2 separate regions of the Homo sapiens genome follow, and region 2 is linked to region 1. The links are chromatin loops, found by intact Hi-C in ENCODE. Cell type or tissue: Caco-2. All regions are shown on one strand. Links, peaks and the distances in the headings refer to the core of each region. The heading gives the core; the rest is flanking DNA.

What was found. A loop is a pair of places that touch in the nucleus more often than their neighbours do. Peaks named below come from ENCODE experiments on the same cell type or tissue, not always from the same donor. Only the 100,000 strongest peaks of a DNase experiment are listed, where the experiment ranks them.
Region 2: a loop joins it to region 1, with 10 times the contacts of the local background. A loop is called at or near these places in 1 of 110 quality-filtered maps.

What each region holds. Positions count from the first base shown.
Region 1 is chr4:25,291,456-25,307,197 of GRCh38, forward strand. LOC124900685 (a long non-coding RNA gene) reads left to right here and starts at 1,825. Exons shown (of 2, transcript XR_007058088.1): 1 at 1,825-2,179; 2 at 9,701-10,470. In Caco-2, for the core only: no CTCF peak of the experiment used is centred there; a DNase peak (open chromatin) is centred at 8,556; H3K4me3 peaks cover 518 bases.
Region 2 is chr4:24,590,245-24,605,986 of GRCh38, forward strand. It overlaps LOC124900682 (a long non-coding RNA gene), which reads right to left and starts at 3,270. Exons shown (of 2, transcript XR_007058078.1): 1 at 2,750-3,270. RefSeq lists an enhancer at 7,394-8,593. In Caco-2, for the core only: no CTCF peak of the experiment used is centred there; a DNase peak (open chromatin) is centred at 8,077.

The sequences.
Region 1 (15,742 bases), core at 5,211-13,210:
ACCAATGAGGAACTGGGGGAGGGACTTGCGTGCTAGGAGATAAATTACCTGTTGTGACTGCCGTGGATGTGCCTGCTCACCAGACACCCAATCTTGCAAGACTGTTATTAAAAGTCTCACTTTTGCTGTTCTTCATGCCTCTAAGTCCATTCTTTGGGTTTAGACGGGTGGGAGCTCCCCTTACCCCGTGTGGCTCCCAGGTGGGCTGTCACCACCCTGCTTTTACCCGCTCTCCATGGGTCGCACCAACCTCCTAGCCAGTCCCAATGAAAGAACCTGGATACCTCAGTTGCCATTTTTGTTCTTCTCAGCGGCAGGCCCAGACTACAGCTGTTTCTAGTCAGCCATCTTGGCCCCTGGAGATATTTTTTATCTTGATCATGGTTCTGGTTTCACAAGTGAAGACATTCGTGAAAGACCATCAAATTGTACAGCTCGTTGTATGTGGATTATCCTTCATACAATAATAAAAAATGATTTACCATTTCAAATGGATCAGATTTGGGAAAAATTGGTACAGTCATTTCGTTGTTTTTTGTTGTTGTTTGTTTGTTTGTTTGTTTTTGTTTTTGTTTTTTTGAGGTAGAGTCTCAATTTGTCACCCAAGCTGGAGTGCAGTGGTGCAATCTCGGCTCACTGAAGCCTCGACCTCGCAGGTTCAAGTGATCCTCCTTCCTCAGCCCCCAAAGTAGCTAGGGCTAAAGGCACACACCAGTACACCTGGCTAAGTTTTATGTATTTTTAATAGAGACGGGGTTTCATCATGTTGCCCAGGCTGTTCTCAAACTCCTGAACTCAAATGATCTACCTACCTCAGCCTCATTCTGGAGAGCAATTATCTGGTAAAACTGAAGGTGCAAATACCTTGTGGTACTAATGCATGCAAGCAGACATATGCAAGGTTGTTCAATGCTGTGGTGTTTATAACACTGAAAAATTGAGAACAACCTAAAGATCTGACAGCAGGAAAATGGATAAGTAAATTGTGGTATGCTCATACTATGGAAGACTATAGAACAGTGAAAATAAATGAACTATAGCTACATGTATCAAATTGTGTACATAAACCTCAACACAGTGTTGAAGGAAAAATTTGCACAAGTATTTAACCGTATCCTTTTTGTAAATACAAAGCAGTACTATATGTTGCTTTTTGACATAGGCATATATGTAAGTATATGAATATGTGGACAGGAATGGTCTCCTTCTTCAGAATTGTGGTTACCTCTGGGCTAGGACAGTATGGAAGCAGACCCAAAGGGTACCAAAATATAAAGTTTTAAGTATAAAAGCATAAAATTTTATTTCTGGGCTATATGCAGTGGCTCATGCCTGTAATCCCAGCACTTTGGGAGGGAGGCGGGCAGATCTCTTGAGCCCAGGAGTTCAAGACCAGCCTGGACAACATGATGAAACCCCGTTTCTACCAAAAATACAAAAAATTAGCTGGGCATGGTGGCATGCACCTGTGGCCTGAGCTACTCAGGAGGCTGATATGGGAGAATCGTCTGAGCCTGGGAGGCAGAGGCAGAGGTTTCAGTGAGCTGTAATTGTGCCACTGAACTCCAGCCTGGGTGACACAGGAAGTCCCCTTCTCAAAAACAAAACAAAACAAAACAAAAAACCCACAAATGTCCAGCTTGGTCAACATGGTGAAAACCTGTTTCTACTTAAAATACAAAAATTGGCCAGGTGTGGTGGCATATGCCTGTAATCCCAGATACTCGGGATGCTAAGACAGGAGAATCACTTGAACTGGGAGGTGGAGATGGCAATGAGCCAAGATTGCACCACTGCACTCCAGCCTGGGCAACAGAGCGAGACTCCATCTCAAAAAAAAACAAAAACAAATTTATTTCTTAAAGTTAAAAAAATATCTGAAGCAAATATGACAAGATGTCCACATTTGTTAAAATCTGAGTGGTAGGTAAATGTTTTTATATTCTGTTATTTTCCAAGTTTCAATTATTTTACTGTTTAAAAAAGCTTGTATAATATGAGAGAGTACATTTACCTGAATGTTTTGTTTGCCACCTTTATTAGGTTGTGAGGACTGCCATAACAAAATACCACAGCCTGCATGGCTTAAACAACAGAAATTTATTTTCTCATGGTTCTGGAGGCTGGAAGTCCAAGATCAAGGTGTTGGTAGAATTGGACTTGGAGACAGCTGCCGTCTGTACGTATCCTCAGGGGGTCTTTTCTCTGCATGCACATCCCTGCTGTCTCTTTCTCTTCTTATAAGGACCCCAGTCATATTGAATTAGGGCTCCACCCTTATGACCTCCTTTAATTTTAAAGGCCCTATCTCCAATTACTGTCACACTGGGGATTAGGGCTTCAAAATATGAATTTGGGGAGGACATGATTCAGCCATAACACCACCCAAAGTATTATATAAAGGTTGTAAGCACCTATGTATGCATTAGCCAGTACCCCTTCTTAGTCATATCCCCAGTGGAAGATTGAGATAGGATAAGGATCTTGAAACTATTGAGTCTTCAACCCACCTATAAACCCTTCCTAAAGTGAGTGTGAGAAGCTTTTACTTAAGTGTAGGAACTTTTCAACCTGGATCTGCAGTACCTATTTTGACTACTGAGATCAAGTTCTTTCTTATGACCAGGCTCATGGTTCTATTCTACAGAGTTGTGAACCAGAACAGCTCATTTCTCAATTATGACAGATATATTAATTTGCTGCAGCCCTTGTGTATTTCCTAAAATTCTCAGTCCTGAATGGATAACAGTTTGTATGATAGATACAATTCACTCATTGAATTCAACAAACATTGGGTGCTCATTGTGTGCCGGATTCTCAAAACATTGGTAGGAGAGCAAAAATCAATAAAATACAGCTTCATTTCTGGGATTCACTCTTCAAATACTGTTCAAAGTGAGGGAGAGGAAGCTGAAAATGGTAATAGCTCTAAAGTCAGATATTTTCTAGGGAATAATATCCTAATCCTTGCTCTTACATGTTTTATACCTGCATATTTCTACCTTTGCTTCTTAGATGATAAATTCCTTGCATACAAGGAAAAGAACTTAAATGTTCTATACACCAAATGCTTGTTGACTGTTTTTAATGTGAACTCTCTACATTTTTCTTATTTATAATAGAAACATATTTTCAGTGTCTGGATTTCTCATGTATTGTGGAGGGCAAAGCTTTCATTCCACCTCTTGATATGTTTAATCAGGTCCTTGGGGCTGGGGAGTGGATAGTCTCCAAAGATGGCCACTATCAATTCCTTCCCTTTTTGTAAGCATGAGTTGTTCCATTCATCATGAAGTGGGATCTACCTCCACTCCCCTTCTACTTGGGCTGGCCTTGCAGCTTGCTTTAACCTTACCCTTTAAGAAACCACGGAGCCTCCATTGTCACCCTGGGAAGTCAGCAGCCATGTGTGAAGTCTAGTTACCTAGAGCCCACTGTGCTATGAGGAAGTCCAAATTAGTCTCATGGAAAGGCCATGTTGGAAGAGAAAGAGAATGTCATTCTCCACTTACTACAACATCATCTCTACTAAGAAAATTAACACGCTGGACGCAGTGGCTCACGCCTGTAATCCCAGCACTTCAGAAGGCTGAGGCAGGTGGATCACGAGGTCAAGAGATTGAGACCATCCTGGCCAACATGGTGAAACCTCGTCTCTACTAAAAATACAAAAATTAGCTGGGCATGGTGGCACTGGCCTATAGTCCCAGCTACCCTGGAGGTTGAGGCAGGAGAATCGCTTGAACCTGGGAGGCGGAGGTTGCAGTGAGCAGAGATCCTGCCACTGCACTCCAGCCTGGCGACAGAGCAAGACTCCGTCTAAAAAAAAAAGCAGAAAAAAAAAAAGAAAATTAACAAAAAATTCCCACTCCACTATATAGACCATATTAAAATTTCTTCAATTATTCACCAAATATATATTTTACAGCTAGATTTTTGTGTGTGTGTGTGTGTGTGTGTTGGGATCCAATGAAGTTTTATACATTGCATTTTATTTTATCTTTTTCTTTTTTTCTTATTTTTGAGATGGAGTCTCGCTCTGTCGCTGAAGCTGGAGAGCAGTGGCGTGATCTCAGCTCACTGCAACCTCTATCTCCCAGGTTCAAGCCTCCTGGGTTCAAGCGATTCTCATGCCTCAGCCTGCCGAATAGCTGGGATTACAGGCACGTGCCACCAGGTCCGGCTAATTTTTTTTGTGTTTTTAGTAGAGATAGGGTTTCACCATGTTGGCCAGGCTGGTCTCGAACTCCTGAACTCAAATGATCCACCCACCTCAGCCTTCCAAAGTGCTGAGATTACAGGCATGAGCCACCGGGCCCGGCCTTGTTTTATCTTTTAATCTAGAACAGTTCCTTTGCTTTCCTCTGACATTAACATTTGGAATATTCTTGGTTCTGGATTTGTATAAGTATCTCCTCTTGATGTTCAACTTGATCCTGTAATCTATAGTCTATAAACTGGAAGTGATATCTAAAAGCTTAAATAGGTACAGGTTAAATATTTCTGGCAAAGTATTTCATTGATGGTGCTATAAACTTAATATCGCCTTTACATCAGGAGTTAGATAAGAGATCTTTAATTTTGATTGAATAATTCATCATGGTAGAGAAGAAGTCCCAAAGGATCCAGAGAGCTGTGGCAGCAGGAACTCTGTTCACAATCATAAAATATTCTTGTCCGTGTAGTACTGTTAGATCTTTCCTGCACTTCTTTGAAAACTTAATTCTTGTCCCAGCTTCACCAATGAGTTTTTATTCAGCTCTTTTTAAATGATGATGGTGTTTTGATTTTCTCTTTTTAATTGACAAGTTAAAATTGTATATACTTATGGTGTACAATATGATGTTTTGGTATATGTACATGTTGTGAAATGGCTAAATGTTTTATTTATTTATTTATTTATTTATTGAGATGGAGTCTTGCTCTGTAGCCCAGGCTAGAGTACAGTGGCGTGATCTTGGCTCACTGCAACCTCTGCCTCCTGGGTTCAAACAATTCTCCTGCTTCAGCCTCCTGAGTAGCTGGGATTACAGGTGCGCACCACCACACCCGGCTAATTTTTGTGTTTTTAGTAGAGATGGGGTTTTGGCATATTGGTCAGGCTGGTCCTGACCTCAGGTGATCCACCCGCCTTGGCCTCCCAAAGTGCTGGGATTACAGGCATAAGCCACCGCGCCCAGCCACTAAGCTTTTACCATATGCATTAGCTCACTTTTGTGTGTGTGTGTGTGTGTGTGTGTGTGTGTGTGTATCTGGTGAGAACACTTAATATCTACTCCCTTAGCAATATTCTTTTTCATCTTTTCTTTTTTTTTTTTTCAAAGACAGGGTCTCACTCTGTAGCCCAGGCTGGAGTGCAGTGGTGAGATCCTGGTTCACTACAAACTTGACCTTCTGGGATCAAGGGATACTTTTACTTCAGCCTCCTGGGTACCTGCGACTACAGGTGCACGTCACCATGCCCAGCTAATTTTTAACTTTTTAGAAATAAAGATGGGATATTGCTATGTTGTTCAGACTGGTCTTGAACTGCTGGCTTCAAGTAATCCTCCCACCCCAGCCTCCCAAAGTGCTGGGATCATAGGTGTGAGCCACTGTGCCTGGCTGAGCAATTTTCAAGGATACAATACAGTATTGCTGGGTGTAGTGGCTTGTACCTGTAATTCTAGCACTTTAAGAGTCCAGATGGGCAGATAGCTTGAGCCCAGGAGTTTGAGACCAGCCTGGGGAACATGGTGAAACCTCGTCTCCAAAACATTTTTTAAAATACAAAAGTTAGCTGCGCGCAGTGGCACATGCCTACAGTCCCAGCTACTCAGGAGGCTGAGGTGGGAGGATCACTTGAGTCAAGGAGGTCGGGGCTGCAGTGGGCTAGGATCACACCACCGTACTCCAGCCTGGGTGACAGAGCAAGACCCTGTTTCAAAACAGAATAAAAGAAACAAACAAACAAAAACCAAACAAGATAGTATATAAACTGCAGTTACAAGATGTGCAGTAGATCTTTTGAACTTATTCCATCTAACTGAAATTTTGTGTCCTTTGACCAACATCTCCCCAATCCTCCCACCCGCAGCCACTGCTAACTACTGTTTTTCTCTTCATTTTTATGAGATCAATTATTTTTTTACATTCCACATATAGTGGTATTATGCTGTATTTGTCTTTTTGTGCCTGACATATTTCAGTTAACATGATGTTCTCCAGGTTCACTCACATCACAAATGACAGGATTTTCTTCTTTCTTGAGACTGAATGGCATTCCACTGTGTATTATGCCACATTTTCTTTATTCATCTTCCACTGATGGACACACGGGCTGATTCCATACCTTGGCTATTATGAATAGTGCTGCAATTAACATGGGAGTGCAGATATCTCTTTGACATACTGATTTCATTTCCTTTAGATATATGCCCAGCAGTGGGATTGCTAGATCATATGGTAGTTCTATTTTTAAGTTTTGGAGGAATTCCTATACTGTTTTCCATAGTGGCTGTACTAATTTACATTCTCACCAACGGTGTACGTGGGTTCCCTTTTCCCCACATCTTTCCATCACTTGTGGTTCTAATTTGCATTTCTCTGTTGATTAGTCATGTTGAGCATTTTTTCATACACCTATTGGCCACGTATGTCTTCTTTTCAGAAATGTCGATTCAGATCCTTTGCCATTTTAAAATCAGATTGTTTACTTGTTATTGAGTTATTTGAGTTCCTGATATATTTTGGCTATTCATACCTTATCAGATGAATTGCTTGTAAATATATTCTCCCATTCTGCAGGTTGTCTCTTCGCTCTGTTGATTGTTTCCTTTGCTCTGAAAAGCTTTTTAGTTTGATGGAATCCTTTTTATCTATTTTTGCTTTTGTCGCCTGTGTGTTTGGGGTCACACCCAAAAACTTATTGCCTTGACTAGTGTCATGGAACTTTTCCCTTATGTTTTCCTTCTGTAGTTTTATAGTTTCAGAACTTGTATTTTAAGTCTTTCTCCATTTGGAGTTGTTTTTTTTGGCATATAGTGTGAGATGAGAGTCTACTTTCATTCTTCTTCATTGGATATCCAGTTTTCCCAGTGCCATTTATCGAAGAGACTGTCCTTTTCCTACAGTGTGTTCCTGGCATCTTTGCCAAAAATCCATTGACCACAAATGTGTGGCTTTCTCTCTGGGCTCTCTATCCGGTTTCATTGGTCTGTGCATCTGTTTTTATGCCAGTACCATGCTCTTTTGATTTTCATCAAGCAAACGTACTAATCTTTTCACAATATCAAAAGAATATTGTCATGATTGATACTAATTAAGGAAAAAATCTCCAGGGAACAAAATACATAACACGCAACGAGGTGGTATTTGACTTCTAATCTGTGAGTTCTCATTCACTAATGTGAGCTATTTTGCTTTTACCCAGTGTTCCTCATAAGAAGATTCCTAAATATTGTGAGCCTATTGCTTGAACATTAAAAATATATAATAAAAATGCATTTATCTAAGCAAACTGCATTATTAATCAGCATCATTTTGTTTACTAATTTTTAACCTACTTCAGAAGCCATATAAAGAGTTCTTCAAGAAAATAAATCCTTAAGCTTTAAAGTTTTTATTCTACCACTAAGCAATGACAATCGATTTAACTTTTGTCACTTAAAAATACTGTAAACTTACTTACTTTATGTTCTAAATGTTGTCTATCTTCAGTAAGTGGATAGAAAGTATGTACCATTCTGTTTTGAGTTTGGGTTTTGGGATAGGGACCTGAGTTTAAATCTTGGTTCTGCCCTTTGTTAGTTTCATGTCTTTGAGCAGATCTTGCAATCTCCCAAATCTGCTCTTTCTCCACGTATAAAAGACATGAGCAAATAGCTCGTGACGTTTGTACCAAGGATTAAATGAGGGTTGTTTTGTGAAAAATGTGGCATGAGCGGTCTTCATCTCCACTGAGCAGAGTCTGTGTGTTCACGGCACTTTTGGATCTTTGGTTTTAGATGACGAAATAAGGCATGCACCCATGTTTATGGGTTTGGATTATTGCATAAAGTGAATATGTGTGCATGCAAATTTCTAGATTTTATGACATCTTTCTTGGAGCACGGTGACAAATTTGGAATCATAAAGCTATTAAAGTTTTCTGTTCCATGGCATATAAGGGGTTACTCTGGGCTTGACAGGAAAAGGCACCTGAGGTCCCTAGTTAGAGACTTATCCAAAGCTGACTCCAGGATAGACCAAGTGGCATTTCCAAATGTATTTGTTCAGAATCCTGGCGCCTGGGTCTAGCGGGTGAAATGCTAACCTGGCAGTCAGTAGCTGGTGCTCTTGCATGTTGTCTTGTGGGTTTTTTAAGATCTGGAAATTGAAAGCATGTGATATCAAAAAGAAGCCGCTAATCTCTATAAGCGAAGAGATGTGTTTATTTTTCCTTTGACTCCCAGAACGCTGCCTGCCCCAGAAGCTCTGGTTACACAATTCCTACCTGACAGGTAAAGCTTCGGAAACTTCTGAGACTCACAGAAGCAGCAGAAAAATCAAGTAGACTTGCCTTCCCCCAAGAGTCAGAAAGTTGTATAAACATCTTGGGCTGGGCCGATCCCATAGCCGATGGAACTGGTTTAACCAGGTGCTTCTGCCTGAACGCCAGTCTGGGAGAACAACACTGCCTTTGATCTCAGTGTGGCTTTGGGAACAATCTAGAAAGCTACTGTAGCCTTCAAGTGTTTGTTTTAAATTGCAGTACTTAAAGGTAACCAGGAACTGCATTTAAACCCAAGTACTTGTTTAAACCAGGGAAGTAACTGCACTAGTATGACTTCTAAGCAATTTATCATCTAGCTACACTTGCTATCCATGTTGTCTGTGAGGAGTTGGAAATGCTTCATTCCCTGAATTTCTGGCTAAAGTCCTGCTCCTTCAGTGGGACAGTATCCCCTTAATATGTCTTGAGGACAAATGTTATTACCTTTAAGTTTCAAAAGTCTGAGGCTCGGGACAAGTTGTCATGGTTATGCAGAAGTTTAATGTAATCCTTACAGGAATGAAGTGGAAAAATCTTTGACTTTGAATGAAGAGATTAACTCAATTCTAGTGGCTGTTCTCCTTATAATTTGGGGCAGGTTATTTAAATTTCCTGTGCATGCATATGTATCATCTGTGTACATGTCTGTGTGTGTGCTTGCTTATTTATTTCACAGTGCTACCACACGTATCTTGGTATATCTTTTTTTTTTTTTTTTTTTTTTGAGACGGAGTCTCGCTCTGTCACCCAGGCTGGAGTGCAGTGGCATGATCTCGGCTCACTGCAAGCTCTTCCTCCTGGGTTCACGCCATTCTCCTGCCTCAGACTCCCGAGTAGCTGGGACTACAGGCGCCCACCACCACGCCCGGCTAATGTTTTCTATTTTTTAGTAGAGACGGGGTTTCACCGTGTTAGCCAGGATGGTCTCAATCTCCTGACCTTGTGATCCACCCGTCTCGGCCTCCCAAAGTGCTGGGATTACAGGTGTGAGCCACCACTCCTGGCCGTATCTTGGTATATCTCACTTTACTGGGTGCTAACTGTTGTCCATGCTACACTGGACATCTCCTGTTTTCTCCTCCAGATCTACTCTCCACCCTTCCCTCCTGCCTTGTGCTCTGGGAGGCTGACTTTCATGGATGGCACTTTTATGGACACCTCTCACTTCTGGTTGCTCTTTGCCAATAGGAGACACACAGAAGAAAGATGTGTAAGCTGAAGGAGGAGAGTGAGATTGAAGCATTTATCTCGCCAGCTTCTGCCCGGTGGGCTTGTCGTGGTTGGCTGAAGCCCTCTACCGAAGGCCACAGCTGTTGTAGACCTGCGTTTTCCATATACTTATTCTTTTTGGGTTCTATGAAAGTTCCAGAAACTTCCATGTCACTTTGACCTTGTAGACCTAGGGGTAGAAATGGCTCTCTGCTGTAATAGCCTAGCCTTAAGATAATGCATGTTCTCTTGAGTGGTTTATTTTAACTTGGCCCACAACCTGGCAAATTGTCCCTCTATGAAATGCCCCTCCATTAACCCACTTGAATGTGTCATCTGTGTCCTGCCAGCGTCCTGAATGTCACACATGTGATCTTATTTAATTCTTATTGCAGCCAGGAAGAGTTTTATATTATTACCACATAGCACACTTGAGAAAGCCTCAGGGATATGAAACACCTTGCCTGAAGTGACATACTTTGTAAACGGGAGGGCAGGACTCCAAGGGAGGCCCTCTGGCTCAGCTCTCCTGCCCCTTGCTATGCTGAACTCTGTTGGATTACCTCTGCGAGTCTCACACGTATGGTTTCACAGCCCCCTTTTCATAAAAATACTTGGCAAACCTCTTGACTTTCTTGAAATGAAATTAATAAATTATACAATTTATCTAAACACCTAATTTCCAATAAAATACATATATTAAAAATAAAAGGACAGTTATTTATAATAAAATATAGTCATGAACTGCATAATGATGTTTTACTCAGTGACTGACCATATATACGATGGTGGCCCCATAAGATTACAGAGCTGAAAAATCTCTAGTGACATTGTAGCCATTGCGCTGTTGCGGTGCAATTTCTATTTTCCATTTTTTTTGAGACAAGATCTCGCTCTATCACTTAGGCTGAGGTGCAGTGGTGCAATCACAGCTCACTGCAACCTTGACCTCCTGAGCTAAAGCAATCTTCCCACCTCATCCCACCCCTCCTCCCCATTACCCCCCAATCCCACCCCACCGCCCCCACAGTGGGACTACAAGTGCCTGCCGGCATGCCCAGCTAATTTTTAAAAAAAATCTTAGTGGAGATGAAGTCTCGCCATATTGCCCAGGCTGGCCTTGAACACCTGGGCTCAAAGCAGTCCTCCCGCCTCAGCCTCCCAAAGTGCTGGGATGCAATTACTTTTTAAAAAGTAAAATTTGGTATAGCCTAAGTGTACAGCATTTACAAAGTCTGCAGTAGTGTACAGTAACGTCCTTGGCCTTCACATTCACTCACCAGTCACTCACTCACTCACTCGCCCAGAGCAACTTCCAGTCCTGCAAGCTCCATTTGTGGTAAGTGCCTAGACTGGTGTAGCATTTTTTATCTTTTTTACGGCACTTTTTACTTTGCCTTTTCTATGTTTAGATATGCCTAGATACACAAATACTTCCCACTGGGTTCCAGTTGCCTTTAATATTCAGTACAGTAACACGCTGCACAGGTTTGTAGTCTAGGAGCAAGAGGCTATCGCCTGTAGCCTAGGTGTGTAGTAGGCTATACCACTGAGGTTTGTGTAAGTCCATTCTACGATGTTCACACAGTGATGAAATCGCCTAGTAATGCATTTCTCCGCATGTAGTCCTGTTATTAGGTGACACGTGACTATATGTATTTTGTATGTAAATAGTCATGACCACGTGGTTAAGTTATAATGAAATCATCAGAGGCATGGACTTTCTTATCAGAGTGCATTAGTACTGGAGATATGTAAGGCAAAATGGTTTTTTTTTTCTCTTTGTATATGACTTTTTTTTTTTTTTTTTTTGAGAAGGAGTCTCGCTCTGTCGCCCAGGCTGGAGTGCAGTGGTGCGATCTCGGCTCACTGCAAGCTCCGCCTCCTGGGTTCACGCCATTCTCCTGCCTCAGACTCCCGAGTAGCTGGGACTACAGGTGCCCGCCACAATGCCCGGCTAATTTTTTTTTATATATATATTTTTAGTAGAGAAGGGGTTTCACCGTGTTAGCCAGGATGGTCTCGATCTCCTGACGTCATGATCCTCCCGCCTCGGCCTCCCAAAGTGCTGGGGTTACAGGCATGAGCCACTGCACCCGGCCTGTATATGACATTTTGAGATCAGGGCTAAATTAAGATAATCAGGTCAAATCACCGAGGTAGGTTAGATTTTTGCTCAAACATATTTACTCTCTTCCCTCCGCCTCCATGGCAGGCGTGTGCTTTTACTTTTCCACCTGTTGACTTCGGGCTTGGCGATGGGGCCTGCTTTGGCCGCTTGGGCTAACAGCAGACAAGACTGAAAGCAAGCTTGAAATGTGTGGTGCAGGGAGGCTCGCTTTCTTGTGCCTCTGCCACTGTCATGAGAAGAGCCTCTCCCAGGAATCTGCGGCCCCATCTGCCTGGGTCCCACAATGAGACACTTAGAACAGACCTGGACCCATCACAAGCAAGGGGCCAAGCCCAGCTAACCACACTTGAGGCAGGACTGCCCAGCTGAGCCCAGCCAAAACCAGCCAACCCCCAGCAAACCCACCGATGCATGGGAGAGAATGATTGTTGTTTTGCTTTGGAATGGCTTATGATGCAAAAATTGCTGACAGACAAAATGATCATGAATGTAGTGGCTACAGATGCAGATGATACAGGCAGATTGTACTGGGAATTCAGATACCATGGGCCCTGGTGCTATTGCCTATGTGATTTTTCCACGATAGTGAGCATTCTGGATAAAACACAGTGTCATTTCACCTTCATATACACAGTAGTTGCGTTCCTGAAATATTCAGATATATTAAAACTGTACAAAAATAATTTGCTTTTGTACAGCGTAAATCAAAGTTAGAGTCTAGGCTGAAGTAATTTTAACAGCTTTTTGATCTACGTAAATGTTTGTGCAGACAATAAAAGTATGTGGGACGTTAGATGGAACTGTCCTAACCATTACAGGTCACTTAGCACCCAGCTGCCCTCCAAATACCAGAACTGTCCCGCAATTCTTGTGAAAGCCAAAAACACCTCCACACATTTCCAAAATCCCACCAGGTGACCTTGGTAGAAACACTAGAAGTCTAAGTGGTCCCTTCCAGCTCAAGTATTATCAGATTTAAAAAATCCGATTATAGTAGTAATTTAATCAATACATAGATAGTAAATATTATGTGCCAGTAATTTTTTTTTTCTGAGACAGGATCTTGCTCTGTTTCACAGGCTGGAGTGGCATGAACACGGCTCACTGCAGCCTCAACCTCCTAGGCTCGAGTGACCTTGCCACTTCAGCCTCCCATGTAGCTGGGACCACAGGCACACATCACCACACCCAGCTAATTTTTTTTTTTTTTTCATTTTTGGTAGAGATGAGTGACGTCTCACTTTGTTGCCCAGGCTGGTCTCGAACTCCTGGGCTTAAGCAATCTTCCTGCTTCGGCATCCCAAAGTACTGGGATTACTGTGAGCCACTAGCCAGTACTGTTGATATAAGAAAAATACACAACATTGCTGTCCAAGGGCTTACAGCATAGAGGGGAGCGCAAGCCAGCAATTAGGCAATTATAATGTGGAGTGATAATTCATACCAGGAGTGTACATTCAGGATGCTGCAGGAGCACAGCCCAGGAGCATCTAACCCAATCCTGGGGCTCCGAGAAGTCTTCCCTCTCCTGGGAGATGAATAGGTGTTAACCAAGCAAGCAGCGGTGAGAGGTGGAACAGAGGAGACGGAGCAGGCAGCACACTCCATCCCATATAGAAAGGGTCATTATAATGCATCTACTGAGACCGCAAAAGGAGCAGCAGCCTCAGACTTGGATAGATTTCAGTTCAAATTCTGGCTCAACTCTAATCCTGAGCCATTATAATGACTACACTTTATTAATTGCTTATTATGTTCCAGGCTCTGTGGGAAGTACTTTATATGAATTATTACCCTTAATCCTCCCAACAGTACCTTAAAAGGGTAGCTACTATGGTTATCATCCTTATGTTACAGAGTAAGAAACTGAGGCACAGAAAGAATAAGTAACTTGCCTAAGCTAAGGAGTGGTGGAGCTGCGATTAGAACCAAGACAAAAAAAAAAACACAAAAAACAAAGAATGAAGACAAGGTGACTTGAGAGCCAACATTCTTTACCACCGCCCCACAAGGCAACCTTCTCTGATCCTACTGCCTCATTGAGATGAGTGCAATCACAGCTCCTGTGAATTTATACATGGATGAAGTGGTTTCTGTATTTAAAACACCAGACACATTGGTAGAATTTTCAAAAAATAATATAGTTATTATCCAAGTTCTAATTCTTCCATTATTGGTATCTTAAAAAATTTTTACCTGTATTTTTAAAAATGTGGCTTCTGAAAAAATTGAAATTACGTATGTGTTTCATATTATATTTCTTTTTCTAATTTTATAGATTTAGGGGGCACAAGTGCAGTTTTGTTACGTGGATATACTGTGTAGTGGTATAATTCTTCCCTTTTTAAGGGAGGAAAGTAATCATTTGGAGAGTATACAGTGTATATAATTTTATTTACAAATCACACCTTTTTTGGCCTTAAAAAAAAAAACCAAGCCTATACTGGGTTGCACGTAACAGAAAACACAAAATACAAGTGACTTAAACAGACAAGGGTTTATTCTTTTTTTTTTGAGATGGAGTCTCGCTCTTTCGCCCAGGCTGGAGTGCAGTGGCACGATCTCAGCTCACTGCAAGCTCCACCTCCCGGGTTCACGCCATTCTCCTGCCTCAGCCTCCCAAGTAGCTGGGACTACAGGCGCCCGCCACCGCGCCTGGCTAATTTTTTGTATTTTTAGTAGAGATGGGGTTTCACGGTGTTAGCCAGGATGGTCTCGATCTCCTGAACTCGTGATCCTCAGCCTCACAAAGTGCTGGGATTACAGGTGTGAGCCACTGTGCCCAGCCTTTTTTGTTGTTGTTTTTTTTTTTTTTTGAAATGGAGTCTTGCTTTGTCACCCAGGCTGGAGTGCAACGGTGCAAACTCGGCTCACTGCAAACTCCACCTCCCGGTTCAAGCGATTTTCCTGCCTCAGCCTCCCTAGAAGCTGGGATTACAGGTGCCTGCCACCACACCCAGATAATTTTTGTATTTTTATTAGAGACAGAGTTTCACCATGTTGGCTAGGCTGGTCTCAAACTTCTAACTAGGCAGGTGATCCACCCACCTTGGCCTCCCAAAGTTCTGGGATTACAGGCGTGAGCCACCACGCCCGGCTGGACAAGGGTTTATTCTCATGTCAAAGAAGCCGAATTAGGTAGTCCAGGTCCTCCTATCTTTTTGGCCTCTATCTCCAGGTGACCTTATGATCCAAGGTGGCTGCTAGAGCTTCAGTCCTCAGATCTGCATCCATGCTGCAGGGAGGAGGAGAGGGGAAAGAACAAGGAGATAGACCTAGTCAATTCTTTTAAGGGGCTTCTCTAAAGTCCCATGCAGGACTTCTACTTACATCTGGGATTGTGACAGGGAGGCTCACAGCCTGTGACTGACTGATAAAGGCGTATAAAAGCCCCAGCCTCAAAGAAGGCAATACTGCAGTGCCCAGAGCCTCCTGTATGAGCAGGCTGAGGCTGGAAGCCACACCTTCAGCTAAAACCACCTCTTGCCTCTTTCTTGCCTCAGTGTCTAGAGGAACTCTAGAAGCTTCTAGAAGCCTTTAGCTTCTGGAGACCTCAGGCGTACCTTGGCTTGCGGCAGATAACTCCAATCTCTGCCCACCTCTGTCTTCATGTGGACTTTGTCGCTCTGTGTCCTTTCCTCTTTTTTATAAGGACACCAGTCATTGGATGTAGAATTCACCCTAATCCAGTGTGATCTCATCTCAAGCATTAACTGATTATTTCTGCAAACAGCCTACTGCCAAGTAAGGTCATATATGATGTTCTGAGTGAACATGAACGTTTAGGGAACAACCCACTACACATGGCATTCTACTTTTCAGCAGATTTATTTTTCTTTTTTCTTTTTTGAGACGGAGTCTTGCTCTGTTGCCCAGGCTGGAGTGCAGTG
Region 2 (15,742 bases), core at 4,358-12,357, 700 kb before region 1:
CTGCAGTTTTTATTGGGGTTTCATTATGTAGCCATGATTGATTGACTGAATCATTGGCTCCATGATTCAACTCAATTTCCAGCCTCCTTTCCCTGCTTAAAGGTCAAGAGATTGGGCTGATAACATGTGGCTCAAAGCTTCAACCCTTTAATCACATGGTTGGTCTTTCTGGGATGACCAGTTCCCATCCTGAGTTATCTCCTTAGCACTAATTCAGATGTCGTCCAAGGGCCCAACATAAAGAGAGTAACTCTTTAGGGAATAAAGGGAATACATAAACCTAAAGAGAATAAAGGGAATACATAAAGAGAATAAAGGGAATATATAAACCAGGATACACAAACCAGGAAGTCACTGCATATTCACTAAAGAGAGCAACAAAGATACTCTTATGACTTGGGAGACCCCAAGGATTTAAAATGAACCAATCCCGTGAACCAGGGATAAAGGCCAGTCAAATTCATTGTCATGCAACAGCATCACAGTCAACTTTTCCTTATCTGATTCTACTTTTATCTTTTCTTTCCACTGATATTGATCCTAAATGTACTTCTTAATAAACATTCTAAATGCTAATCTTTGCCTCAGAGTCTAGTTTTCATGGAAGCCGACCTAAAAGATTTGGTGCCAGAAGTGGTGCCAGAAAGAAAGCAGACATTATGATTGGATTTTGGAGTTGGTCACCCATTGCTGGCTGGCAATGAATCTGTGGTGGAGGTAGGACACAAGGAAGCAGGGCAATTGTTAAAACTTTCACCTGTAGCTTACTGGGAAAAAAGCATGTGGTGTACTGCAAAAGGCATGCAGTTCTCACATATGGGGGAACTGGTAACTATAAGCTCCCTAGAATTTGATGGCTATTGCTAAGTAGAATTAATATTTTGGGGAGAGATAATGAAAGGCTGGAAGTTATTTATCTGCAATTCAAAACTAAGCATGAAAACCAGAAATCCTATGAGGGAGCATATAAAAAGGTTTTCATTTCTTGCAGTGGAAAGGCAGAGAAAACTGAAAGGCAGTTCCAGGACTTAAACATAATAGTAGCAGAAAATTAAGTGGAAACTTCCAAAGAAGATTAAACTCTCCACTTAGGCAATTGTGATATACCAAGGTTAGGACCCTGGATGGGAAATAGTGGGACTCTGACACATGGGTGGGGACATCTGGGTTGATGTACTTGAAAAATTTTGAATCCCTAGATTCCCCTCAACCCACTGAGTCTGCCAAAGTACTCTACTTTTCTGTATTAAAAGCTCGTGTTCCTCTCTTGTAAAATGATGCAGAGGTTTCCTCTCTGCAGAATAACGTCTACCACCCTTTTCAGGATACATAAACCAGGAAGTCACTGCATATGATATTCCAGGGACATCACTACATATGATATAAGTATATCATAAGCATCCATCTTTGGCTTAATTTGGTTGTTCAGATTGAGAACTTCCTTTGACGTTTGTCCATTTATTTTCCTCCAGATGCCTTATTTAATTTATTGTCTCCAAAACTTCTGTAAGTAAAGTTCCTTTGACTGCCATTTCTTACAGTGGGAAGGCAGAAAAAAGTATATGATATAAGTATCACATGATACAAGGTCATATCACTACATATGATATTCCAAGAACATCTGATACGGTGTGGCTGTGTCCTAACCCAAATCTCATCTTGAATTGGTGTTCCCATAATTTCCATGTGTCTTGGGAGAAACCTGGTCGGGGGGTAATTGAATCATGGGGATGAGTCTTTCCCATTCTGTTCTACTGATAGTGAGTAAGTCTCAGGAGATCTGATGGTTTTATAAAGGGGAGTCCCCTGCACATGCTCTCTTGCCTGCCACCATGTAAGATGTGCCTTTGCTCCTCCTTTGCCTTCTGCCATGATTGTGAGGCCTCCCCAGCCATGTGGAACTGTGAGTCCATTAAACCTCTTTCCTTTATAAATTACCAAGTCTTGGGTATGTCTTTATTAGCAGCGTGGGAACAGACTAATACATCAGAGGACACATAATATTGGCATACAATCCTACTCAAAGAAGCTGTAGGACCCAGCCAACAGGTACCAGCAGGAACCAGAGGAGTTGGCACAGGACCAAATTCTTTTTTTTTTTTTTTTTTTTGAGACAGAGTTTCGCTCTTGTTGCCCAGACTGGAGTGCAATGGCGTGATCTTGGCTCACTGCAACCTCCACCTCCTGGATTCAAGTGATTCTCCTGCCTCAGCCTCCTGAGTAGCTGGGATTACAGGCATGTGCCACCACGCCCAGCTAATTTTGTATTTTTAGTAGAGATGGGGTTTCTCCATGTTGGTCAGGCTGGTCTTGAACTCCCAACCTCAGGTGATCTGCCCGCCTCAGCCTCCCAAAGTGCTGAGATTACAGGCGTGAGCCACCACGTCTGGCCAAGGACCGAATTCTGAAGGTTATGAATGTCAGGGTGGGGAGGTGGAGCATACAGTTAGATAAGGGAGAATTTATCAAGTTGGTAATACTCTCCTAGCATACAAGATTTAACACTCATGCAAGGATCCTGGGTGATAGTGTGAACACACTTAGGATGTCATCTAGAAGCACAGAGAAATCAATGGCTCACAGTACACCTGGTTACATAGAGATGCCAAAACTGCTTTGGTTTACATTGTAAGGAGGGACTAAATGGCTCAAAGAAGTGAGCTTGCTAGAGTGAATATACTTATATAAAAATGGAAAACCCAACAGATGAATATATTTCAAAGGAAAGTTCAGAGTATACACCACTTACCAAATCAATAAGGCATTATCTGGTTAGAGAGGAATCAGCATCACTCTAAGACTCAGCAGTGGTTCTCCCTGTAGTCCAGGGTGAAGACAGAAGATACCATTTCAGAACTGGGTTCACTGAGAACAGTAGAGATGATGGAACCTTGTAACACTGAAGTGACATGATGGCACTCAAACTTCAACAGCCAAATGGACACTGCAAGGCAAGAGCGGCAGTCCAGGGGGCTTTACCCACAGATGTTTTGGAGATGACAAATAAGCCATCTGGAGCAAAAGAAATGGGCAACCATCAAAGAAAGTCTTCAATCTGAACAACCAAATTAAGCCAACAATGGATGATCAAGAGGTTAAAGGCTGATGCTCTGATACAAAGTCATGATCACTTGCCCAGTTTCTGGACTTGAACCAGTTTTTGGACCTAGAATATATTTAATTGGAGGGAGAGGGCATGTCCCTAGAAGAAAGAACTCTGCAGCACCAGCACAAGTGTACACAGTAATAATTCCCCAAGTCCTTCCCTCAAGTGATCTATAGCCATTTACTTAGGTGGCCATACACTGGAGAAAAGGGAATATCTAACGATTTCAAGGACATCATGGACACAGTGTGTAAAATGACATTGATACCAAGAGACTCAGAGTTTCATTATTGGCCCTTTCTTAGCATGGAGATATATGGAAATCGAGACTGGATGTCTGGCCCAGGTCCAGCTCATGGTAAGTCTACAGCGTTCTCAAACTACTTGCTATGCCCCCAGTATACAAACATACACATAGAATAAACATCATTAGTAGTTTGTGCGACCCCCATATTAAATTCTGGATCTGTAAGGGGTAAGAGCTATCATACTGGGGAATTCCAAGTGGAAGTTTAGGAAGTTGCACACACTTCCCATCCCCTGAAAACTCAGCCAAGATACTAAACAAAAAACAGCCCAGGGTGGAATTATCAGTTTCAGCTCTGGCGTGTAAAGAGCTTGGAAGTTACTGCTCCCTTTCTTACAAGAAGAATAGCTGAACAAACTGAAAACCAATGGCTTTTCTTAGAGCCATTAGAGAACCAGGTTGCAGGGTAAATTGCCATGCTGAAATCTGAAGAGATGTGCAAGTTCAAAGAGTCACAGCAGAGGTCTGCTTACTTTGAGCAGAAGCAACCAGAACCATAAATTGGTAGAAACACTTAAGTGGTTACTTTGACAAATTTCTAGAGTCTGAGTATGAACTGTCGATGATGAGAAACTCCTGGGTATTTTGATGTTAGGGAGACCCCCAGACTTTAATGGGTTTTCCTCCAGAAACCCACTCAGTTTGCACAATGAAAAGCTAAGAAAGATGTCCCCGTGGCTCAGGCAGAGAAAGAGAAGAGTAACCATTGTAAAGCATGCCCAGAACATTGTCCATATAGAAGTCCTACTTTTCAGGGAAAAGACTTTATGGGAGCCTTATCCCAACTTGGAAATGGGCATTTCACCTGCACCCAGCCCACTAGCCTTATTGTCTACCTAAGGAAATTTTAAAAAGCTAACAAACATTCATGAAGGTCACAGCTCAGGGACATAGGCCTATTAAAAGACTAAGATTTAATTACAGGATTACAAAAGAGGCCAGGCACAGTGCCTCACACCTGTAATTCCAGCACTTTGGAAAGCCAAGGTGGGCAGATCACTTGAGCCCAGGAGTTCAAGAGCAGCCTGGGCAACATGGTGAAACCCTATCTCTATGAAAAATACAAAAATTAGCCAGCATGGTGGCAGGCGCCTATAGTTCCAGCTACTCAGCAGAGAAGCAGGGGTGGGTGTGAGCACTGAGGCAGGAGAATTGCTTAAGCCTGGGATGCAGAGGATGCAGTCAGCTGAGATTGCACCGCGGCACTCCAGCCTGGGTGACAGTGAGACCCTGTCTCAAAAAAAAAAAAAAAAATTACAAAACACTTTCCCTTCCCACTCCTTTCTACCACACCAACATAACTCTAGTATAACAGCAGTGGATTACAGCTGGAAAAGGTCCAAGACACAGACTCTAACTAATGCTTCATTCTTAGAGAATCCCAAAGTCAACAGGGGAGACTAGAGAACACTAATGGAATTTGAAACCTCTAGCCCCTCTAGCTATAGCAAACATTAAACACAGTTCAACTTCTAGCCAGATTAACATAAAACCTCACACTAAATGCCTATTTACTTCGGTTCCTATTACCCAATGCATCACAGTAGATTTCAACAGAAAATTGCAAGGCATACTAAAAGACAAGAGAAAACATAGTCTGAAGAGACAAAGCAAGCATTCGAATCAGGCTGAGATACGACATAGATTTTGGAGTTATCAGACAGGAAATTTAAAATAACTATGATTAATGTGTAAAGGACTCTGATGAAAAAAGTAGACAGCATGCAAGAGCAAATAGGTAATATAAGATAGATGAAAAAATAAAAAAGAAATCCTAGGAATAAAAAATATTATAACATAAATGAAGATTGCCTGTGATGGGCTCATTAATAGATTGGACATGACCAAGGAAAGAAACCATGAGCTTGAAAATAGTTCAACAGAAACTTCCCAAACTGATATGCAAACAGAAAAAATAATTGAGACCAGAACAGAACATACAAGAACTTTGGGACATTTCAAAAGTGTAACTATGTGTAATTCGTACCAGAAGAAGAAGACAGACAAAAAAGATCAGAAGAAATATTTGAAATAATAATGGTAAAAAAATTTTCAAAATTAATGACAGACATACAACCACAATCCAGGAAGCTGAGGATGGATCAAACAGGATAAATACCAAAAGGATATTTGCATACAACTATGCAACAGGATATGCAAACAGGATATGCATACAACTAGGCATATCATACTCAAACTGCAACAAAGCAAAGATAAAGAGAAAATATTTAAAGAAGTGAAAGAAAAATTTTTTTTACCTACATAGAAACAATGATAATAATCACAGTGGACTTCTCATCAGAAAACTGCCAGGCATAGTGACTCATGCCTATAATTCCAGCACTTTTGGAGGCCGAGGGTTGGGGACCACTTGGGCCCTCCACGGTAGTTCAAGAGCAGCTTGGGCAACATAGCAAGACCCAGTTTCTATCTGGAAAAAAAAAAAAAAAGAAAGAAAAGAAAAGAAAAAAAAAAAAGAAACCAACCAAGCAAGAAAAGAATGGAGTAAACTATTTAAAATGCATCAAGCTATAATTTTAGGTACAGAAAAATTATCCTTTAAAAGTGAAAGAGAAGTAAATTTTTAGTCAACAAAAAATGAGAGAATTCATGGCAAGCAGAACTGCATGCAAAAAATATTAAAATAAGTTCTTCAAGGAAAAAGAAATTATTTAAGTCAGAAACTTAGACCTACATAAAGGGAGAGCATTGAAGGAATAAATGAAGGTAAAATAAAATCTTTTATTTTTTTCATTCTTAATTGATCTGACAGATAACTGTTTAAAGTAAGAGTAACAATGTCTTGGGAGATTAGAGCATAGAGACAAGTGAAATGAATGGCACCAATGTAATGAGGGATGGGAGGAAGTGGAGTTATTCTGTTGTAAGTTACCTACACTACACCTGGAGCAGTATAATGTTATTTGAGGATGGACATAGATTAGGTTAAAATAGATATTGAAAACTCTAGGAGGTCAGGTTGGGGAAAATGGTGGAGCAGGAAGCAGGAATAATCTGTCTCTCCATGCAGGTAATACTGGCAGAATCTGTCTTACTTAACTCCTTCTGGAGTCTATAGAAGGCTTGCAACTTCTAGAGGAAGGTTTGGAATATAAGTTGTGGTTAATTTCTGTCAATTTCAGCACTTAGCATAGTAGCAACTACCCATCCCTCACCACACATCTACAAGGCAGGCAGCAGTGCATAGGTTCCTGAAGCAGCTTACAAACATTTTGGGGGGTTGAGCAAAAAGGACTCTGTCCTTCAAATATTAGTACTCTGTGCTTGATCGCTGAATTTTTTTTTTTTTTTTACAGAGTCTCACTCTCTCATCCAGGCTGGAGTGCATTGGTGCAATCTCAACTCACTGCAGCCTCTGCCTCCTGGGTTCAAGCAATTCTCCTGCCTCAGCCTCCCGAGTACCTGGGATTACAGGCACCTGCCACCACACCTGGCTGATTTTTGTATTTTTAGTAGAGATGGGGTTTCACCATGTTGGCCCAGGCTGGTCTTGAACTGCTGGCCTCAAGTGATACGTCTAGAAAGTGCCAGGATTACATGCGTCAGCCACCACGCCTGGCCCTGAATGTCACTTCTGAACACAAAAGATCAGAGAGATACAAAGGGGTGAGTGGCCATTATTGTTGCACCTACCCTCAGTTGTTGCAAACTCCTCCAGCTCAAGTGACTTTGCGGGATTTAAAAAGCCAGCACCTTTCGCTCCCTGCTTCATTTTTTCTTTTTCTCTTTTCTGGACCCAGAGATAAAAAACAATGACATTAAAAACAACACATATAGGAAAACTTATAAAGTGACTAAACATGACCAGAGTAAGGCCCAGAAAAAAACCTGAGAAGACCTTAAGTTTACACGTCAGTCTGGCTCTTGGCCCAGAGACAAACTACAACAATTAAAAATAAATAAAGAAAAACAATAACAAAACCAGCAAACCTTGGGAAGAAGGAGAATCTTATTTCCAGAGTTATCACATTATTGTATTCAAATGTTTGCTTTTCAATGACAAAAAAAAATCATAAAGCATATAAGGAAACAGGAAAATATGGCCTAGTCAAAGGAAAAACAGTAAACAGAAACTGTCCCTGAAACAGACTTGATGGCGGATCTACTAAACTGTCTTAAAGATGCCAAAAGAACTAAAAAAAGATGAAGAAAGTCAAAACGGAAATACCAATAAAAAGGTAGAAGAGCTAAAAAGAAACCTAAAACAAAGTCTGGAGCTGAAAAACGCAGTAACTAAAATGAAAACTTCACTGGAAGTATTCAAAGGGAGATTTGAGCAAGTAGAAGAATGAATTAACAAATTTGAAGGCAAAATAATGGAAATTTTTGAATCTGAGAAATAGAAAAACAATTTAAGAAAAGTAAACAGATCCTAAGAGACTTATGGGACACCATTGTAGCAGGCCAGGTTTCCATTAGCAACCAGAACAGTTTCCACTAACCCTTTACTATAATTATGAAGTCATAAGTTAAACATTAGAGAACTGGAGAAACCGGTGCCTGAGTATGAGGGCTGGAATGAGAAAACAAACCCATTAAGATCCCGCCTGGGTTTTCTCAAACCCTAAAGTCTGATCGAACAATAAAAGCATTCTTACACCTACACCTCATACCAGGGCTCACTTAAGATTAAGAAACTTTCAGCTGGGCGTGGTGGCTCACACCCGTAGTCCTAGCACGTTGGAAGGCCAAGGCGGGCAGGCAGATCACCTGAGGTCAGGAATTCAAGACCAGCCCCGCTGTAGTAGAGAAACCCCATCTCTACCAAAAATACAAAAATTAGCCAAGTGTTGTGGTGTGTCCGGAATGAGTGGGTTCTTGGTCTCGCTGCCTTCAAGAATAAAGCCGCAGACCTTCAGGGTGAGTATTACAGCTCTTAAAGATGGTGTGTCCAGAGTTTGTTCTTTCAGATGTTCAGATGTGTCTGGAGTTTCTTCCTTCCGGTGGGTTCATGGTCTTGCTGACTTCAGGAATGAAGCTGCAGACCTTTGCGGTAAGTGTTACAGCTCTTAAAGGTGGACCGTCAGCAGTTGTTCATTCCTTCTGGTGGGTTCGTGGTCTCGCTGGCTTCAGGTGTGAAGCTGCGTCCCCTCGCAGTGAGTGTTACAGCTCATAAAGGCAGCACGGACCCAAAAAGTGAGGAGCAGCAAGATTTATCGCAAAGGGCTAAAGAACAAAGCTTCCACGGAGTGCAAAAGGACCCAACCGGTTTGCCACTGCTAGCTTGGGCAGTCTGCTTTTATTCCCTTATCTGACCACCCCCAATCCCCCACCACCACTCACATCCTGCTGATTGGTCCATTTCACAGAGAGCTGATTGGTCTGTTTTACAGAGAGCTGATTGGTCCATTTTTGACAGAGTTCTGATTGGTGCATTTACAATCCCTGAGCTAGACACTGAGTGCTGATTGGTGCATTTACAATCCTCTAGCTAGACATAAAAGTTCTCCAAGTCCCTGCTAGATACAGAGTAGTGATTGGTGCATCCACAAACCCCAAGCTAGACTCAGAGTGCTGATTGGTGCAAATACAATCCTCCAGCTAGACATAAAAGTTCTCCAAGTCCCAGGAGCCCAGCTGGCTTCGCCTAGGTCCTGAGCCCTGGTGAAAATTCAAGCGTGGCTTGGGAGGGCTGGCAGTGCTGGGGTACCTGGCACACCCTCCGCAGGTACTGGCCCAGGTGCTTAGCCCCTCACTGCCCGGGGCCAGCGACGCCAGCTGGCTGCTCCAAGTATGGGGCATGCCGAGTCCGCACCTACCAGGAACTCGCGCTGGCCTCCGAGCCCTGTGCGCAGCCCCTGTTCCCGCCCGCACCTCTACCTCCACACCTACTCCAAGCAGAGGGAGCCGGCTCCGGCCTTGGCGAAGCCCAGAATGGGGCTACCACAGTGCAGTGGCGGGCTGAAAGGCTCCTCAAGCACGGCCAGGAGGGACGCCGAGGCCAAGGAGGCACCGAGAGCAAGTGAGGGCTGCTAGCACGTTGTCACCTCTCAGTGGCACGTACCTGTAATCCCAGCTACTTGAGAGGCTGAGGCAGGAGAATCACTTGAACCCGGGAGGCAGAGGTTGCGGTGAGCTGAGATCGCACCATTGCACTCTAGTCTGAGAGACAAGAGCATAACGCCATCTCAAGAAAATAAAAATAAAAAATAAATTTAAAAAAACTGATTAAGAAACTTTCCAAGACTCCAGAGAAAGCTTTCCAGACCCTAGACCCTAGTTAAAGATTAGATATAGAGTGAATGAAACACTCCTGCTTGTAGATGCAATTCTACATGTAGCATGGAGCTTAAAATGTATGTCAGCACTAGCAAAAAACTTGTAACTTTGAGTTGGTATGGTGAGTTACTTCGACCTTCTCTCTGTAACCGGTTGCAGAAATAAACTCCCTTCTTTCCCAGTCTGTCTGCATCTTGTTATTGGATCACAGAAATGAGCAGCCAGACCTTGTTCTGTCCAGGAACAATTCTGGTGACTCCTCAGGGATGGATCTGTGCTCAGTGGCCAGTGGCTTCTAAGTCGACAGTCATCGGGAGACTCCCAACAGCTGCCAGGTACGGTTTGTCCTGGGGAGTCTCCCAAGGACCTTCCCGGATGCAAAGACCCCCTGTCTCTCTATTACTGGGGAACAACAGAGGCTGGGAATGGAGCTGCTCAAAGGGTTAAGTAAAACCTGATGGAAAGCTGGGGGTCTATTGTTTTCTCTATTAGAGCTCATGTAGCCATTTTTTTCAGTACTGTTGAGGAAACAATAGGACTCCTTTGTATACCCGGTCACGGTTAATACTGAGTATCAACTTGATTGGATTGAACGATACAAAGTATTGATTCTGTGTGTGTCTATGAGGATGTTGCCAAAGGAGATTAGCATTTGAGTCAGTGGGCTGGGAAAGGCAGACCCACCCTTAATCTGGGTGGGCACAATCTAAACAGCTGCCAGCGTGGCTAGAATACAAGCAGGCAGAAAAAAGTGAAAAGAGAAACTGGCCTAGCCTCCCAGCCTACATCTTTGTCCTGTGCTGGATCCTTCCTGCCCTTGAACATTGGACTTTAAGTTCTTCAGTTTTGGAACTCGGACTGGCTCTCCTTGCTCCTCAGCCTGCAGACGGCCTATTGTGGGATCTTGTGATCGTGTGAGTTAATACTTAATAAACTCCCGTTTATATATTCCATGAGTTCTGTCCCTCTAGAGAACCCTGATTAATACACCCACTTTACAAAGTTAGAGGACCTATTTGCATTTGTTTGTGAAAATTCATTTGTTCTGTTGGTCTGATATTAAGTTTAGAGTAGTCAGTATGGGCAACAGGGCATCTATCCCTACAAATAGTCCTCTGGGAAAAGCTTTGTCAGATTGGAAGCACGTTGGTTATCTGCTAATGACAAGAAGAGTTAATCTTCTGTTGTAACACATCTTGGCCAATGTATGTTTTGGGGTCTGAGAAATGGTAGCCAGTTTTTGGATCTTTAAATTTTCATACCATTTATCAATTAGAATTGTTCTACCAGAGGTCAGGTAAATGAGGTGAAATACCTTACATCTGGGCATTAATGTTGCTAAGGAAAAAGGAAATAAGCTAACTTGGCAATGCACTGCCAAGTCTGTCCTGACTCACAAGGGGAGGAAGAGAAAGCCTTTGAAACCCAATTTAATGAATAGTTAATGAATACCCTAAACCCCATAGTGGCTACTGCCGCAGCTCAGGAAAGAGAGGGAATGCTACCCATAGAGTACAGGAAGGCAGCAGGGCTACTGTCTCCCTCTAGGACTAGGCAAGGTACTAATTTTGGCCAGGGAGTCACTGAGTCTGGAGCAGGGAAGTTCCCACTGTAACAATATTCAGTAGGAGTCAATTAGCAAGGAGCTCCAGCCAACATTATTGGGCCTATAATACCACTGTATTTGCTACACAGTGCCCACCTGGGCAGATGTGCAGGCTCTCCTAAGCATTATGCTCACTGCAGATGAGCGGCAGCTGGTTTTCAATAAAGTGAAGGAAGAGGCGCAATGACTTCATCATGAAAATTCAGACAACACAGATCCGGGGGCGGCAATTCCCCACAGGGACCCTAATTGGGATATTGTAGAGGACATACATCCCACTGTAGCTAACCCATATACTAAGTTCATTTCTCTTCCTGGAGATTATAAATGGCTGACAGTATTGGATTTAAAAGATGCTTTCTTTTGCATACCCATAGACACAGAAAGTCAACTGTTGTTTGCCTTTGAATGGATAGATCTTGAAGCCGCAACGTGGTTTCAGTATCATTGGACTGCACTCCCACTAGGATTTAAAAACTCTCCACATATATTTGGGGAAGCCTTGGCTTGAAATTTAAAGAGTTTAAAATTGGAAAATGGGGTATTGTTACAATATGTGGGTGATTTACTAATACCTAGCCTCTCTGAATGGGAATGTCAGAATAACACCATTAAAACTCTTAACCACCTAGCCACCCGTGGGTATAAGGTTTCAAGTAAAAAAGCTTAGATATGCCAACAAACTGTGGCATACTTAGATTTTCTCTTGCAGGAGGGAGCTAGAGCTCTAATAGTGGAAAGACAAAATGCAATCGCTTCCATTGCAGCACCCACTACCAGAAGGTAGTTGAGAGGATTTCTAGGCAAGGCAGGGTTTTGTTAGATCTGGATTCCTAACTATGAACTACCAATGAAGCCGCTATACAGTCTGTTAAGGGACCTAACAATGATGCCTTCGATTGGGAGCAAAACACCAGCACTCATTTGGACAACTGAAATGTAAGTTAACCTCCACCCTATTCCTGGGGCTCCCAAATCCTCATAAGCCTTTTCAATTGTACATGCATGAGAGACTGGGTCTAGCACTGGGGATCCTTAACACAGAAATTAGGAGAAATCTTGCAGCCACTAGGCTTACTTTCCTAAACAACTGGATAATGTGGCCAAAGGCTGTCTCCTGTTCAAGGGCGGTCACTGCCACCTGCCTACTATTAAAGGAGGCTGAAAAGTTGACTTTGGGACAGCCTGTTACTGTCTACGTGCCTCACCAAGTACTAGTGTTACTAGAACAAAAGGGAGGCTACTGGCTGACAGTGGGCAGATTGAGCAAATACCAGGCCACACTCCTAGATGAACCCACAGTAAAAGTGCAGGTTACCAGAGCCTTGAACCCAGCTACTTTACTTCCCTCTACCGAAGAGCCAAAAGAACTTATGCATAATGTTTACCAATTATTGACTAAGGTGTTTTCCAGTCACCCTAATTTAAAGGACACAGCCCTGCCATATGCATACTGGACATTGTTCATGGATGGGAGCAGCCTGGTAACCGACAGAAAAAGAAATGCTATATATGTAATGGTAACGTTTTCAGAGGTCACAGAAGCCAGGACTTTACCACTAGGAACCTCTGCACAGAAGGCAGAACTGATTGCCCTTACAAGAGCCTGCAGTTGTTCCAGGTAAACAAGGCACTTGGAATAAATTGCAGACTATACTCAGCATGGAGACCACAGTCTTCTGGACAGACTGAAAGGAAAATCCAGCACTAAAAACAGTTATTGCCAAACTGTGCCAGGAAACTCAACCAAAATGAATTCAGGTACTTGGCATTGCATTGCTCTGGGTAAGAATGACCTCCCCAGATGTGGGATTAGGTTAAGTCCTGTGAAATGATACATGAGAGACCCTTTTGGGTTACTAGGGTGCCCCTTAATAAGAAGTCAACTATTAAACATTGTGTTACTCACTTGGGACAAATTCGTAACGTTTTGCATAAGCTTGCTTTCAACAACAGCATTGTGAACTCAGCAGAGCCACGCCACTCTTTCCAGTCCCGTGATCAAGTACTGCTAAAGAGTAGATGGGAACGGGCCCAACTCAGCAGCTACAGGAGAAATGGAAAGGGCCCTACTGGTGCTGCTAACTGCCAATTTCAGCACTGAAACTGGCGGGCATCAAGCCATGGATCCACTACACATTGTAAAAAAGTTCCTGCCAAAATAAATGTTCATAACAGAGGTCCCCAAGATAGCCAAATAGGAGGCAGAACCCCTCAAAGTCCTAAGATTTCTGTACAAAAAAGATAGGATTTTTTAAATAATATTTTTTCTTACTACATCTTTTGTTGTTTCTTTCTATACTCCTAACCTTTTCCTATGATGGTGTATTAGTTCAGATTCACACTGCTTTAAAGATACTACCTGAGACTAGGTAAAAGGAAAGATGTTTAATTGACTCACAGTTCTGTATGGCTGGGGAGGCCTCGGGAAACTTACAATCATGGCAGAAGGTGAAGGGCAAGCAAGCGTGTTCTTCACAAGGTGGCAGGAGAAAGAGAGCAAGCAATTCCCACACTTTAAAACCATCAGCTCCTGTGAGAACTCACTCACCATCATGAGAACAGCATGGAGAAAATCACCCCCATCATCTAATCACCTCCCATCAGGTCCCTCTCTCGACACATGGTGATTTCAACTGGAGATGAGATTTGGGTGAGGGCATTGAGCCAAACCATATCAAATGGGCACAAGATTATGCAGATAGATTACAACAAGACTCGTGCTGGGTCTGTGGTCTATTACCCCTCTCTATCACCAAGGCACTGCTTTGGTGGGCCTCCCCTATACAATGAAAAGATTAGGTTTCTTTATAGATCTTAAACAATGGACAAGGTTGCAGATGACTGGGGTAACTAGAAAAAATATTTCAGAATGGCCTATAAAGAAAACTTTAAATGATCACCGATTCCTCCTTGAGCTGCAGTTAAAACTGAATGTTGTATGTATGTTCCTGATAACTCAGGAAACATTGGTTTAGCTTTAAAGGATATGCACCAACAGATCAAGGCAATCTCTAGTCCTGCACTGTCTCTCCATGAATTGACAGCACCTTGCTTTGATGGGCCACCTTCCTGTGGCAGAAAATTGTTGTTGTCTTAGCTATCCTCCTGGGCGTAAGTATAACACTATGCTGTGGACTATATTATTGTTGTATGCTGTTCCCAAACATTCCTTGAGCTCATAAGATCATGTTTCAACAAGCACTGCCTTTGAGTCCCCAAAGTTGAGAACATTACCAATGCCAAATAAACAACTTCCATTCCAGTGCCCCCTGACGATGACCCTCTCCAGCAGGAAGTAGCCAGAGAGAATACATTGCTCACTTCCTCTTAGTTTGCCACATCATAGTTTGTACTCTTGTACTAATCTTTTAACAAATCAGTGCTTGGGAAAATTAACTAACATGATAGAAATCATGTAAAAATTGACAGTGGGGATTGTGGTGAGCTAGGTTTCCATTAGCAACCTTTACTATAATTTTGATGAGTGCACAAGTTAAACATTAACTTATCTTAATATTAACTTCCTCCATACTATGTGTGGAATTGCGCCTACAAACAGGAGTGTTTCATTCAATCTATATCTAATCTTTAGGGTCTCGGGTCTGGAAAGCTTTCTCTAGAGTCTTGGAAAGTTTCTTAATTTTAAGTGAGTCCTGATGTGAGATGTATGTGTAAGAATGCTATTATTATTATTTAGGGTCTGAGAAAACCCAGGCAGGGTCTTAATGGGTTTGTTTTCTCATTCCAGCCTCATACTGAGGCACCAGTTTCTCTAGTTCTTTAATGTTTAATTTATGCATTCATCAAAACTCTAGTAAAGGGTTAGTGGAAACTTACTCTTCTTGCTGCTGATGGAAACCTGGTCTGCCTGCCACACCATCAAGTGGACCAATATACACATTATGGGAGTTCTAGAAGGAGAAGAGAGCAAGAAAAGGGAAGTGAGAATATTTCAAGGAATAATGTCTGTAAACTTCCCAAACTGTACTTCATGAGAATGTCTTCATCAAAAGACATTCTCAACAGAGTAAAAAGGCAGCCTACAGAATGGGAGTAAATATTCACAAATCATAGTTCTGATAGGGGATTAATATCCAGAATATATAGGGAACCCCTACAATTCAGCAACAAAATAACAAAAAACCTGATTTAAAAATGAACAAAGGACTTGAACAAACATTTCTGCAGAGAAGATATCCAAACGGCCCATAAATACATAAAAAGATGCTCAACATCACTAATCAGTAGGGAAATGCAAATCAAAACCACAATGAGAAACCACTTCACACCCATTAGGATGCCTATTATTCTTTTAAGAAAGAAATCAGCAACTGTTGTGAGGGGTGTAGAGAAATTGGAAACCTGTGCATTGCTGGGGGCAATGTAAATTGGTCTGGCCACTGTGGAAATATATAAAGTATAGAGATTCCTCAAATATTAAAAATAGAATTACCTTATGTCTTAGTCCATTTTCTGCTGC